2 separate regions of the Homo sapiens genome follow, and region 2 is linked to region 1. Evidence: chromatin loops called from intact Hi-C (ENCODE). Cell type or tissue: PC-9. All regions are shown on one strand. Each heading gives the region's core, and the rest is flanking DNA. Links, peaks and the distances in the headings are about the cores only.

Evidence for each region. A loop is a pair of places that touch in the nucleus more often than their neighbours do. Peaks named below come from ENCODE experiments on the same cell type or tissue, not always from the same donor. Only the 100,000 strongest peaks of a DNase experiment are listed, where the experiment ranks them.
Region 2: it touches region 1 in a loop (5-fold over the local background); 3 of 110 quality-filtered maps call a loop at or near these places.

The regions. Positions count from the first base shown.
Region 1 is chr1:6,608,548-6,611,457 of GRCh38, forward strand. The region is part of intron 1 of LOC107984913 (a long non-coding RNA gene); the gene reads right to left. Among named protein-coding and RNA genes, the nearest start is that of PHF13, 3.7 kb to the right of the region's middle. In PC-9, for the core only: CTCF peaks have their summits at 1,192 and 1,418; no DNase peak of the experiment used is centred there.
Region 2 is chr1:6,218,796-6,221,657 of GRCh38, forward strand. It overlaps RNF207 (ring finger protein 207), which reads left to right. Exons shown (of 18, transcript NM_207396.3): 18 at 441-2,504. The coding sequence ends at 612. It overlaps ICMT (isoprenylcysteine carboxyl methyltransferase), which reads right to left. Exons shown (of 5, transcript NM_012405.4): 5 at 2,398-2,862. Among named protein-coding and RNA genes, the nearest start is that of RNF207, 14 kb to the left of the region's middle. RefSeq lists silencers at 40-240, 671-856. In PC-9, for the core only: no CTCF peak of the experiment used is centred there; DNase peaks (open chromatin) are centred at 1,026 and 1,666; H3K27ac peaks cover 2,500 bases.

The DNA.
Region 1 (2,910 bases), core at 115-2,614:
AACAAAATAAGCTGGATATGCTGGTGCATGCCTGTAGTCCCAGCTACTAGGAAGGCTGAGGCAGGGGGATCACCTGAGCCCAGGAGGCCTAGGGTGCAGTGACTATAGTGAGCCGTGTTCGAACCACTGCACTCCGGGCTAAAAAAAAAAAAAAAAAAAAAGGCTGGGCGCAGTGGCTCAGGCCTGTAATCCCAGCACTTTGGGAGGCCGAGGCAGTCAGATCACCTGAGGTCAGGAGTTTGAGACTAGCCTGGCCAACATGGTGAAACTCTGTCTCTACTAAAAATATAAAAAATTAGGCTGGGTGCCGTGGCTCACACCTGTAATCCCAGCACTTTGGGAGGCCAAAATGGGCAGATCACAAGGTCAGAAGATGGAGACCATCTTGGCCAACATGGTGAAACCCTGTCTCTACTAAAATACAAAAAATTAGTTGGGCGTGGTGGCGTGCGCCTCTAGTCCCAGCTACTCGGGAGGCTGAGACAGCGGAATTGATTGAACGGGGGTGGCAGAGGTTGCAGTGAGCCGAGATCACCCTACTGCACTCCAGCCTGGCGACAGAGCAAGACTCCGTCTCAAAAAAAAAAAAAAAATTAAAAAATAAATAAATAAATAAATAAAAAATAAATAAATAAAAATTTACCGGGCGCGGTGGCACGCGCCTGTAATCCCAGCTACTTGGGAGGCTGAGGCAGGAGAATCTCTAGAACCCGGGAAGCAGAGGTTTCAGTGAGCCCAGATCGCGCCACTGCACTCAAGCCTGGGTGACAGAGCAAGACTCCGTCTCAGAAAAACAAAAACAAAAACTATTAAGCTGAACAAAAAGCTGAAACATTTGAAAAGCAAACCTTTGGTTATGCTCACACCTGCACTAAAGCACAGAGCTAAAATGGGAGACAGAAAGCTTTCTTGTATGTTCCCTCAAGTGGATGCAGTGTAGCTGCTGAGATTTAGGAAGGTGAAGCTATATTTGGTAACTCAATTAAAATAACCACATTCTCAAGTTACTTACCGGGAAACCATGGTATTCTTAGTATTTTTAACTTGTTGCAACCTGTGCTAACGTTGGCTTTTTTCCTCCTCTCCTAAGTAACTATAATCATCTGAGAATTAGTATTCAGCAGTTGGTATAATTAGTTTGTTTTTTGTTTTTAGCAGAAAACAAAGAATCATAGACTCCAAGGATCTGGCTACTGTGGTGAATGTTCTTGAACTAATCAAGGAATTTCAGATTCGCCCCCTGCAGCCCAGGAGTAGTACAATACACCTATGAAAAAAACGGGAGATACTGAACAAACCTAATCCTGTCACAGAAAATCAACTGTGTTTTTTGAGACGGAGTCTGACTCTGTCGCCAGGCTGCAGTGCAGTGGCATGATCTCCGCTCACTGCAACCTCTGCCTTCCGGGTTCACGCCATTCTCCTGCCTCAGCCTCCGGAGTAGCTGGGACTACAGATGCGTGCCACCACACCCAGATAATTTTTGTATTTTTAGTACAGACAGGGTTTCAACATGTTGGACAGGATGGTCTTGATCTCTTGACCTCGTGATTCGCCCGCCTCGGCCTCCCAAAGTGCTGGGATTACAGGCGTGAGAAAATCAACTTTATTACTCCACAGCTACATATTATGAGATCGTTTGGGTCAACTACAAGTGGTATAGTCCTTTTTCTGAATTTAGGGAAAGGATGCTAAACATTAATGTCTAAATTTCCTCCAAAGGGCTGTATTTCTAAGGGAAATGGAAAGACAAAAGAGGTCCTTTTTCTTGAAGTTTTCTCTTTCACTGGAGTAGCAGGAAGGTACAGGTCATATCTATGTACTAAAAATTACTGTTTACTAAAAACATATTCAATAAATATCTGGGTGCGGTGGCTTATGCCTGTAATCCCAGCACTTTGGGAGGCTGAGACAGGCAGATCACATGAGGCCAAGAGTTCAAGACCAGCCTGTCCAACATGGTGAAACCCCGTCTCTACTAAAAATACAAAAAATTAGCCGGGTGTTGTGGCGCATGCCTGTAATCCCAGCTCTCAGGAGGCTGAGGCAGGAGAATCGCTTGAACCCGGGAGATAGAGGTTGTGGTGAACCAGGATCACACCACTGTACTCCAGCAGGGGCAACAAGAGTGAAACTGTCTCAAAAAAGAAAGAAGAATAAACTCTCAAATTGGAAATGAAGGACCTACTCAGAATAATGGACTTGTTGACAAAACTGAGCTTAGAATTCACAGGCCTATATTGGACTACTTGGTTACATCAAGGAAGGAAAATCCCAAACATGGATTGAGTCAGGGGACAGATTTTCAGACTCAAGTGATAACTTTTGCTCAGAGTGGGTATTCACTCCAGGCAGGCAAGATAGCTCAGGACTGTAAACTCTACAATTTGGGAGGCCTGGGTGGGAGGATCCCTTGAGCCCAGGAGTTCCAGAACAGCCTTGGCAACATACGGAGACCCTGTCTTAAAAAAAAAAAAATTAGGCCTGGCATGGTGGCTCACGCCTGTTAATCCCAGCACTTTGGGGGAGGCTGAGGCGGGTGGCCATTCTTTCTTTTTTTGAGATGGAGTTTCGCTCTTGTTGCCCAGGCTGGAGTGCAATGGCGTGATCTCGGCTCACTGCAACCTCCACCTCCCTGACCCATGTCGGTCAGGCTGGTCTCGAACTCCTGACCTCAGGTGATCTGCCTGCCTCGGCCTCCCAAAGTGCTAGGATTACAGGTGTGAGCCACCGTGCCTGGCCCGATAATTTCTTAATATGTGTGTGTGTGGGAAAGGATTTAATGTTTATTATGTGACACATTTACCACAGGGGATAATAATGAGGTGTAAAAAAAAAAATCCCTCTTCTTTCACTTGGGTTTCACCTCTAATAATTATTCTTGGCCAGGCGCGGTGGCTCACGCCTGTA
Region 2 (2,862 bases), core at 363-2,862, 390 kb before region 1:
TGTATTTTGCTTTCAGGAAAACATAGTCACAGGGCAGAGGACAGCACTGTAGAATGAGAACCAGAAGAGCCTAGGGGTGTGCAGAGGGTTGCTGAAGTGGCCAGAGTCACAGCGCGGCTGGTGACAGAGCAGAGTCTGGCCCCAGCCTCCCCTGCACAGCCGCCATTTATTAGCTCAGATGCTTCCAAATTCAAAATGCAGTGTCACCAGAAACCGCTGACACAGGCTGATGGTTCAGCAACTCACAGCCATCCCCTGGGGATGGGCTCCTACTCAGAAGTAGACAAGGTCCTTTTGGAGACAGAGCCTTCCTGGTTCTCACTCACTGAGGCCTTCCAGGAAGACGTTCCATTCTGAGTGCTTTGGCCCAAGTGGATTTTAGTGCAGGGATATGGTGAAATGGGGGAGCGGGCTGGGCTTACATGAGGCTGTCCCTTTAGGAATAATCCAGGAAGTGTCCCGGAAAAGAGAGAGAAGACATCAGAGCCTAAAGGAAACAGCTGGGCTCCGAACGGCCTCTCAGAAGAGCCTCTACTGAAAAATATGGATCATCACAGATCCAAACAGAAAAATGGGGGCGATGTCCCCACATGGAGGGAACACCCGACTTAGCAAATGGGACCGGTCCCCAGGGTCAGGCTCTTAGAGCAGGCACAAGACTGGGACACTGGACAGAAGGTTGTTCCCATGATGGTTTTTTTTATTTTTTATTTTTGAGATGGAGTTTCGCTCTGTTGCCCAGGCTGGAGTGTAATGGTGCAATCTCGGCTCACTGCAACCTCTGCCTCCTGGGTTCAAGCGATTCTCCTGCCTCAGCCTCCCGAGTAGCTGGGATTACAGGCGCCTGACACCACGCCCCGCTAATTTTTTGTATTTTTAGTAGAGATGGGGTTTCACCATGTTGGCCAGGCTGGTCTCAAACGCCAGACCTCAGGTGATCCACCTGCCTCAGCCTCCCAAAGTGCTGAGATTACAGGGGTGAGTCACCGCGCCTGGCCAATGTTGTTGTTGTTTTTAAGACAGAATTTCACTCTTTGTTGCCCAGGCTGGAGTGCAATGGCGCAATCTCTGGCTCACCGCAACCTCCGCCTCCCAGGTTCAAGCGATTCTCCTACCTCAGCCCCCAGAGTAGCTGGGATTACAGGCATGTACCATCACACCCGGCTAATTTTTTGTATTTTAAGTAGAGAGGGGGTTTCTCCATGTTGGTCAGGCTGGCCTCGAACTCCCAACCTCAGGTGATCCGCCCACCTCGGCCTCCCAAAATGCTGGGATTACAGGGGTAAGCCACTGTGCCCGGCCGGTTATTTCTTTAAAAGGTAATCATTTGTCAAGAGTAAAACCCAGAAGCTCTGACAGGCCATAATTTCAGATCCTTTGGCTTGGGCAGTTTTGATTTTCCCCGTGTTTGCATGGCATGAAGTCTTCGTCCTTGTCACAGTAGCTTGGGATGACTCCCAGTCCACATGGAAAACATCAGGGAGTGACAATCCAGCAAGAAATCCCTCGCTAGTTCCACACCTACGCACCGAGCGTCGGTGTGCCAGGCCCTGTGCTGGGCAGAGTGTGGTATGTCAGGGTGTGCCGGTTTTAGGTAACAAGACTCCACCACTGAGTGGCACCTGCCCTATTGCAAAGGAATCCAGTTCCTCCGGAATAACAGTCCCACTGTTAACCTGGTGCTACTGGGAAGTTCCACACAGTAATCTGAGCAGTGACTCATGGAAGGATGAGGAACGTTTGCTCCAGCTTCTCTCCCTTTCCAGCAAGGGCAGAGCTCCTAAAGCCAGGGGTTAGCACCTGGCCAGCTTATGTGGCAGATGGTCTCAGTTACAACTTCGCTGCTTTCCCAAACTCCTGCAGCCCTCCTGAGTCCGACTTCCGTTGATAGCAAGGCACTGGGTGGCAGCAACCTTTTTTCTAGTAGTTTTTTCCCAGCAGTTTTCCATTTCTCCACAGTATCCTTTTCATTTAGAGGAGCTTAATAAATGCTTTTTAAAAAGTAACCCACGTGACGTAAAATTTTACAAGTTTTTGTGGCAAAATGATGCCCAGATAGTCACATTTAAGCAAATATTCAGCTTGATTCAGTGATTAACAGCAAATGGGTCTACGTGCTAACATGGCAGCACATTCAACACATAACACATCACTCACATTGACGTCCACTGTCCCTGCACCTGCTACTTCAGGGGCACTGAGGCTCCTGTTCCAAGGCCTTACAAACCTATGTGGTGGCCTGCAGGGCAAAAGGAATTATCATTACAACTGGTTAGAGGTAGGAATTCAGAAAGAAATTGAGGAGGCCAAACACACGTCGTTTGAGGCTAAAGGCTTAAGACGCTTCTTACCCAAGAGTGACCTCAGAGTTTCACATCCCAGACAATCACACTGTGGTTGAGTGAAATCAAGTGCAGTTTTATTTAAGAACTGGAAAGAATAATCAGTATCTGTGAAAGAAAATCCAATTTAGAATATTTAAATAAACATTTATGTAAAAAGAAGAGTAGAATAATTACTCCGTTCAGTTCCTCTCCTTGCAATGGGATAGGCTGCCTCTGCTGCAGATGGCTGGGTCTTCCAAACCCATGACAAGTGCCACGGCCTCTGCAGCAGTGGCCCAGAGAGTAGGCACTTCCCAGCATGACAGAGAGGCCGAGGCCTTCTAACCTTGCCAAACCACTACAAAAGCAAACTAGGGTGGGCAAGCCCAACTACCTAAGGCAGGAAGAAAGTGCAGTGAAGGGACAGTGGTGTGCTGTGCGTATCGTGGGGGTACTCCTAAGCAGCTAGCTGTTGGCGAGATCTTACAAAGCCTGATCGGCTAACGCAGCTTCCTGGTTTAGGAACATTTTCCCCGGT